Linked DNA regions of Homo sapiens: region 1 is linked to region 2. Evidence: read pairs that join two places in POLR2A ChIA-PET (ENCODE). Cell type or tissue: MCF 10A. All regions are shown on one strand. Each heading gives the region's core, and the rest is flanking DNA. Links, peaks and the distances in the headings are about the cores only.

The links. ChIA-PET counts read pairs that join two places held together with the same protein. Peaks named below come from ENCODE experiments on the same cell type or tissue, not always from the same donor. Only the 100,000 strongest peaks of a DNase experiment are listed, where the experiment ranks them.
Region 1: POLR2A ChIA-PET joins it to region 2 with 7 read pairs; 2 of 35 experiments call an interaction of 5 or more read pairs at or near these places.

The regions. Positions count from the first base shown.
Region 1 is chr15:60,253,639-60,258,039 of GRCh38, forward strand. It overlaps LOC105370839 (a long non-coding RNA gene), which reads left to right. Exons shown (of 5, transcript XR_932310.3): 4 at 242-292; 5 at 1,736-2,501. Among named protein-coding and RNA genes, the nearest start is that of ANXA2, 140 kb to the right of the region's middle. In MCF 10A, for the core only: no CTCF peak of the experiment used is centred there; a DNase peak (open chromatin) is centred at 1,993.
Region 2 is chr15:60,186,480-60,190,880 of GRCh38, forward strand. All of the region lies in intron 2 of LOC105370839 (a long non-coding RNA gene), which reads left to right. Among named protein-coding and RNA genes, the nearest start is that of FOXB1, 180 kb to the left of the region's middle. In MCF 10A, for the core only: no CTCF peak of the experiment used is centred there; no DNase peak of the experiment used is centred there.

The sequences.
Region 1 (4,401 bases), core at 211-4,210, 67 kb after region 2:
ACTTCCTCTAGAAGGCGCTTTCCAAATAAAGACCAAATACACTGCTGCAGGAGGGAAGAATAAATTCATTTACATATATGTCTGTGGTAAGGGATAAAATCTTAAATTTTTGCTGGCTTCACTTATATGAAATAATTCAGTGATTTGGGATTTTGTGTTAGTTAGCTCTTGTTGCAATAAGTCTACATAACAAACAATTTCCATATCTCAGACATTTATAACATTAACTTCTCATTCACAGGTCTGAATCCTGGCTGGGACAGTTTGGCTTTAAGTAGTACATCAAATTCAGGTGTGTTCCATGTGTTTTTCATTCAGGAATCCAGGCAAAAAAGCTGTGGCTACCTCAGTGTGCTTTTCTCGTGGTGTAGAACAGGTGCACAAAATTGCTGGCAAACATTTACCAAACCTCTTAAGCCTCAGCCTAGAACTGATCACCTATCACTTTACCACATTCCATTGGTCAAAGAAAGTCATATGGCCACACCCAAAACTAGTGGGGCAGGGTGGTATATTCTACCCACAGAGAAGACAGGCAAGGGCAGGGAGAGAAGGAAGAATGGTAAGTAACTAATAATATTCACTACATTGACCATAAATTCAAGATTTAACCATGTGTGGGAATTCAATCATATTTTTATTTCCTTTAAACACAAATGTCCTGGTCAATAATTCAAACGTGCACATTATTAGACTTAATAATAGGAATATAGAGCCCACTTCTTTTCTTTCTTCTTGTTCTTCCTTGCTTTGGAAAAGTCAGCATTCAATGTGTATGTGTGCCAATCCAGGGAAGTCAGAAGACTATGGCATCTTCCATCCAGATTCCTGGGTGGATGTCCTGAACACCAACACCATAGTCAAATGTTTATTTAAGAACACTAGTGTATGCTTCTTTAATACAGTGTAACAAGTTACCACAAATTTAGCATCTTAGAACAATACACATTTATTGTCTCATGGTTTCTGTGAGTCAGGAATCCAGACACAGCTTTGGCTGAGTCCTGTGCAAGGCTGCAGTCAAGGTCAGCCAGGACTGACTTCTCATCTGAAAGCTCATGTGGAGAAAGATTCACTTTCAGGCTCACTGGGGTGTTGGCAAAATTCATCTTCTTGCAGGCATAGGACTCACGGCATCTTGTGTCTCCAAAGCCAGAAAGGAGAGAAAAACTGTAGAGCAATTCTGCTAGCAAGGCAGAGTCTTCTAAAATGAAATATAATCACAAGAGTAGTATTGCATCACCGTCTCCATACTCTGTGGCCTAGAAATAAGTCAGGGGTCCTGCCCACACCCAAGGGGAGTGAATATACAAAAGCATAAACACCAAGGGGCAGGAATCATGGAGACCACCTTAAAGTTTGTCCACCACAACTAGAAACCTAAAAAATATGTTTATGTCTATTAAGAACACATGGGCACAGGGAGGGGCACATCACACACCAGGGCCTGTCAGGGGGTGGGGGGGCAAGGGGTGGGATAGCATTAGGAGAAGTACCTAACATAGATGACACATTGATAGGTGCAGCAAACCACCATGGCACATGTATACCTATGTAACAAACCTGCACATTCTCCACATGTATCCCAGAACTTAAAGTAAAATTTATATATATATATCCTGCTTTTCCCAAATTTTACCAGTGGAGAATCACTCTCCATCATGTTCTAGAATTGCATTCACACTTAGGAGAACTCGCATTCACTGGCTAATTCTATATTGCGTGCTATTTTAAGATCTTTTCAGGAAGGAAACTTCTGCCATCAGTTGGCCAATGCTGTTCCATCAGTGAGTATTCAGTGTCACTAACCAACAGAATGACCAAGAAATCATTCCAGTCAGAAAAGGCCCAAGTACCAACGATTGGACAGTCGTGATTTATATTTGTGCCTGATATGACCAACATAAGTCACACTGGTTATGCATGGAAATGCAACCATCAGCTGACAAGAACTGAAACTTATGACTCATGCTGTGTCAACTCTGAGCCAAAGCAGTCAGTCAACTCAAAGGGAGTAAACATCAGTCAAACAGATGATTTGGCAGCCTAACTATTTAACAACTGATGATGACTGGAATTTTCACTTTTCCATCAGTCACATAGACTTGTCTCAGGAAGAGAAATAACTGAAGTTTAGAGTAGTTTTCTTTTGATTTTTCATAAAAGTCATTCATCCCAAAACATTTGCTGAATGCCTGCTGTGTTCTAGGTACTCTATTTAGTGCTTGGAATATAGAGATGAAAGACTGAAGTAGTGTTAGAAATGAAAAATCATTGTTAAATTCTTTCTCTTCTAATACGATTATCTATGCTGCTAAGCAATTTTCTCAGTGATCATCAGCCATCAGCCATCAAAACCCGGGACCTTCCCCACAGCTCCTCTTTTAACCCTAATATTTAACCAAAAATTGCTCTGCTGCGGCAAAACCTCAATACGTATACACTGCCTTGGTTCCAAAGAGTAATTGGAATGGGCTTACTACTTTCTAGTGGATTTATAGAAAAAGCCATCTGATAAAAATATATTTACTATGATGCCCATTATAACATCTGAGGTTAAGAATACTTTGTATTCTACAAACATTTGAAAGCCAGAGGTCACGTAAAACAAATGCAGGTTTAATACAAATGCACAAAATTACACATAAACAGAGAACGCTACAGAGAGAGAGATAACCTTGGATAACTTGGCTCTTTCCTTCCCTATTCTCTTTCTGGAGGTAATCGTATACATTCCCATGGCTTTTATACACTAAAGCTTTTAGACAGCAAGTAGATGACAAACTCACTTTAATAATCAGTTATCATAAGCTTGGTATTGGGGTTAAAAATAAACTCTTGACAAAGGACTCCTTTATTCTTAAATCCCTTTTATTGTCAAGGACTCCTTTATTCTAATGCAGTGGCTCCTGAAAAACTTTCCTTTCCAAGGATACTTTTCCAAACACAATCAATAATCTACAATCAACTTTGTAATCTCTTTAGAAGCCAGGACCTTCTCAGCTTTGGAGTTTTGATGATAAAATGCATAGCTGGATTTCTACAAGCCCAAGATCTAAAAACTGTATTTGTTGGTTATTAATCAGATTATTAATAATCTGGTGTTTGAGACATACTGTGAAGTCAACAGTTATAAAAATTATTAATTTTAGAAATTCAGAGTTATAATGGGTCTAAAAATATAGTTAGAATGAATGAATAAGGCCTAGCATTTGATAGCATAAAAGGGTGACTGTAGTCAATAATAATTCAATTGTATATTTTAAAATAACTGGAAGAATATAGCTGGATTGTTTGTAACACAAAGGATAAATGCTTGACAGGATGGATACTTCATCTTCCGTGATGTGATTATTACATGCTGCAGAACATCTCATGTAACCCATTAATATATACGCCTATTATGTACCCACAAAAATTAAAAATTAAAAAAAGAAATTCAGAGTTAAAATGAAGTTTTGTTTTGTTTTGTTTTGGCTGAGACAGAATCTCGCTCTGTTGTCCAGGCTGGAGTGCAGTGGCGTGATCTTGGCTCACTGCAACCTCCGCCTCCCTGCAACCTCCACCTCCTGGGCTCAAGTGATTCTCCTGCCTCAGCCTCCCCAGTAACTGGGATTACAGGCGCACATCACCATGCCCGGCTAATTTTTGTATTTGTAGTAGAGATGGAGTTTCACCAGGTTGGCCAGGCTGGTCTCGAACTCCTGACCTCAAGTGATCTTCCAGCCTTGGCCTCCCAAAGTGCTGGGATTACAGGCATAGAGCCACTGTGCCTGGCCTGAAATGAGTTGTAGCCTGAAAACCAGATGTGTTTCACATCTGGTCTATCCCCTCTCCAGAGCTCAATTCTCCACAGCAACATCTGTAGCAGGTAGTTTGTCCAGCTCTTACTCAAACAGCCCCAGCCAAATCGCCCCAGCTTTCCAGTGGGGAGCTCACACCTTCTGAGAGTTTATTTCATCTTCTCACATCACCTTAGCATATATTCCTTATTTTACTCAGTGTTTTTGTCATATAGCTTTAATCCACGATCTTGGCTATACCCCTTGGAAAAAAAATCTTTGAAAAAAACATTAGTTTTTTTACATTGTATGTAATGCCTTCATACAATGGTTCTCCAAATATTGGAAATCCCCTGCCATGTCCTGAATACTCTCTTCCAAAAATGCCTTGAGTCATTCCTCGTTGAACATTGTAAAATCAAATTTAGCCCAAAGCTGCCTTCTTACGAATTTTAAGTTCAGCCTAAAGGTTTCTCTGTTACATAGTGAACTATAACCTAAATGGAGGTGTAAACAGACTGTAACCTACTCTTGTGCAATCACCACGTTTAAGCCAATCAGGGAGGCCAACTGTTCATAAAAGCAAACTCCGAGCTGTCAGCAATCTAGCTATTTCTCT
Region 2 (4,401 bases), core at 275-4,274:
CGATCATCAAAATTTATGAGCATTGTGCCATGGCTGGCTTATTTCACACATATCAGAATTTATGCAACTAAATATCCATGCTCCCCTTCAAGGTGGGCACCCTGAGAATCCATCCATGGATAGAATGATGCAACACATTCTTGTGCATATTCCAGCAGGAATGGGCTGACTTGGGAAAAACCTTATAATCAAGGCCAGAGAATAAGATAAAGTAGATGACCATTCATGTGGCCAATATTAAACATATAAAAAAAATAGGTTTTGAGCAAGGGTTTATTCACTACTGGAATACATGTTTTCATGTATTTATTCAGTAAATACAGCATACGAAGCCCAGGGATAGACACTATAAGGCAGGGGTCCCTAATCCCCTAGGCTACAGGCTGGTACTGGTCCGTGACCTGTTAGGAACTGGACCACATAACAGGTGGTGAGTGGCGGGTGAGCAAGCAAAGCTTCATCTGTATTTATAGCTGCTACCCATCCCTGACATTACCGCCTGGGCTCCACCTCCTGTCAGAACAGTGAAGGCATTAGATTCATATAGGAAAATGGACCCTACTGTGATCTGCACATGCAAGGGATCTAGGTTGTGCAATCCTTATGAGAATCTAATGCCTGATGATCTGTCACTGTCTCTCCCATCGCCCCCACATGGGACCATCTGGTTACAGGAAAATAAGCTCAGGGCTCCCACTGATTCTACATTATGGTGAGTTGTATCATTATTTCATTATATATTAAAATGTAATAATAATAGAAATAAAGTGCAAAATAAATGTGCTTGAATCATCCTGAAACCATCCCCCCAACAGCCCCTCATCTATGGAAAAATTGTCTTCCATGAAATTGGTCCCTGGAGCTAAAAAGTTTGGGGACTGCTGCTATAAGGGATACAAAAATTGAAGGACACACAGTTCTTTCCTCAAGGAACTCATAGCCCCGTAGATTCAGAATTTGCAGGTCTATGCTGGCTCTGATGCCCACATCCCAGGATGCTTGATCCCACAGCAGTCTCATCATCACACCTGGGTATTCTGACTTGCCGTTGCCTCCCTTTCCAAGGCAGCCTTTGTTCTAGTTCACAGTCACTTCTGTCTCCATCTTGGTGAGCAACATGTTTAACATGTTTTCCTTCTGTAGCACTGGGGACAGGGTGATCTGCTTTTCCTCAGACTCTACACACAGAAAAGGTTGAGCCTCCCGCGCACTTGACCCTCCCTTGATGGACATCACCTGCCATGGCCCTTTGGGACGACGGGAGGTTCTGCTCTGAGTGATTTCTCCTGCAGTGTCTGGTGCCCCCTGGACCAATCGTTCCCACAATTCCCAGGGAGTGAATGTGCAACTCTTTAACTGATTGACTTACCACCAGCCAATTAGAGCTTAAACTGTCTAATTAAGCCAGAGATGGAGCCATCAACTCACTGAATTCTGAGGCCTATTAACTTCACCTAAACAATAGAATGAGGTCAGGTGTGTATTATCATTGGGAATAACTAGTAAAACCAGCGTAAAGCACTTTGCAAATATAAAACACTCTGGGAATGTTGGTAAGAATAAACAAAAGATAGGTCTAGACTAAAAAAAAAGTCAAAACCTGTGCAAAATTCATATACAACCTCTTTTTAAATAGCCTCTCCTCAAATGCATAAACTTCTGAATTCACTATTTGTCTAAACAGCAGAGTAAAATATGCATCATTACATAGGACTCTACCATAAATGGTCTCCATTCTTATTTATTTTTCATAATTACCTTTGACCAGTGTTGTTTACTACGTTATGACTATCAAGACAGCTCTATTACACTGGTTTAGCCACAATTCACAATTCATATGTGCTTCTTTCTCAAATCTTATATCAATATCATAATTACTCCCCATTTTTCTCTTTTAAGACAATAAAACTGCTCACTTCAGAAACAGGGAAATCATCATTCTCTTGGAGGGTGAATAAGAAGTACTTACTGACTTGCTTTAAAATCAGGCAGCTCATTGTTCGTGTCCTTTGTAGGGACATGGATGAAGCTGGAAACTATTCTGAGCAAACTATCTCCAAGACAGAAAACCAAACATCCCATGTTCTCACTCATAGGTGGGAATTGAACAATGAGAACACTTGAACACAGGGTGGGGAACATCACACACTGGGGCCTGTCGTGGGGTGGGGGGAGGGGGGGAGGGAGAGCATTAGGAGATATACCTAATGTAAATGACGAGTTAACGGGTGCAGCACACCAACATGGCACATGTATGCATATGTAACAAACCTGCATGTTGTGCACATGTACCCTAGAACTTAAAGTATAATAAAAAAAAACAGACAGCTCATTTATGAAAAGATTAAAATTGTCCGCTCAAAACACCTTTTTTCACCGTAAAACTAGCAACTGCAAAGAAAGACAATATACACAGAGAGATTTTTGAACCTGATTTATTTAGCCAAGAACAAATGTTTTTGTAAACATCACCACACAGAGAGAACCCATTCTAGTCTGTTCCTAAAGCTACAGCTGCGTTGGACCCTGAGATCATATTTAGCAAAGAGACATTTTTAAGAAAGTCAGCATGAGAGAGAGAAAAAAATCTTCTCAGGTATGTGTATGTTATTAATCATAATTAAGGCAGGTTTGACAGCTTCCTGGCAATAGAGATGATAAGTTCCTTTTCTCTGACATCAAAATCCTAAAGGAATACTAGCTATTTCATTATCAACTTCACTGGTCTTTACACCTATGATATCCACTTCGAGAATATGAGGTCTTAGAGAAACCTGAGCTCTGACAATTATTGTTTGCCCACCACTGACACCGGGTAGGGTATAACACAAGCTGGGCTCTTACTGAGATCTTACTTTAGTACAGAGATCCACGCTGGGGTTAAAATATGAGTTTCAGGAAAACACATGGCCTGCTCCATAATGCATTTCCACTGAAGGGTCATCCTTCAGAGTTGTTGGTTTTTGTCTGTGCAGATGGCTCTGCACTTTTGATTTCCCATTAAATTGGAAAGGGAGCACTTGGTCCCCACTGCAATGGCATCCTGACAAGATATTGAGAAATGGGAGATGGATCTATTTCACGAGTTAGATTCATTTTCATAAAACCAAACAAGAGAATTGCCTCCATTTAATCACACCCAATTTCATTAACGTGCTTTCTAAAATACCTCCACTTTGGAAAGATTCTTACGATGGCTACATCTTAAAGGAAGCATCACCAGGATATCAGTTTGGTGCCTTTGCAGGTGATCTCAAGGAATTTATTCTAACCATCTACTGACCATAAACTCCAGCCGAGTTTCTCGGGCCCAGCAGGGAAATGTGGCCTGTAGTGTGGAAATCCTCAGCTCGCCTTCTACTTCTTTCACAGAAAACATGAGCTTAACAGACCCTTACCTATGTTGGCACCTACATAATGGTGTAGGTTGAAATTTGGATGATCCTCAAGCATCCCATGTTCCTCTTTGTGCCTGTCTTTACGTCTTTCGGCACTGAAACGTTTGTGCTTCCCAGGACTTACTCCAGGGAAGGAAGTGTTCACTAGGAGCTCTACTCTTCGGTAATCTATAGATAGTTCCTCATGAAGGGAAGTAGCAGAAAAGGTTTCACTAATTTGTTAGAAAACTATTTTATTGAAAAGAACAAAGAAGAGTCCTTCCCACACATTGATTAGGAAAAAGAGAAGCATGTTGGGGGGAGTTTTTCCAATGGCTTTTAACTCAAGATTATGTTTAAAACCAAAAACCAGAACAAAACAAAACTTAGCAAGAATAGTGAGAACCAAAAGCAAGGAAAACATGAACTAGTATTACCATGAAAAAAATACTGCGAAGATATTCTTCATCCACATCATAACCAAAACCTAGATTTAAAATCAGGGAAACAGCCTGGACAAGATAGCAAGACCCCACCTCAACAAAAAATAATTGCTTAAAAATTAGCTAGGTGATATACCTAATGTTAAATGACAAGTTAATGGGTGCAGCACACCAACATGGCACATGTATACATATGTAACAAACCTGCACGTTGTGCACATGTACCCTAAAACTTAAAGTATAATAATAAAAAAAAATTAGCTAGGTGTGGTGGTATGCACCTGTAGTCCCAGCTACTTAAAAGCCTGAGGCAGGAGGACTGCTTGAGCCTGAGAGTTCAAGATTACAGTGAACCATGATTGTACCTCTGTACTCCAGCCTGATGACAGAGCAAAATCCTGTCTCTAAAAAAATAAATTTTTAAAAAGTAAAGTCAGGGAAAAAGTAGGATGAAAAGCCAAACGATTGTTGTCTCAGAAGGAAGAACCCAGCACCGTCAAATCTCAACCATGATAGAAACAGTTGTCTCCACCAGCAAAACCATCTAGAGGAGCCAACACATGCTGGGAGGGGTGGGGGTA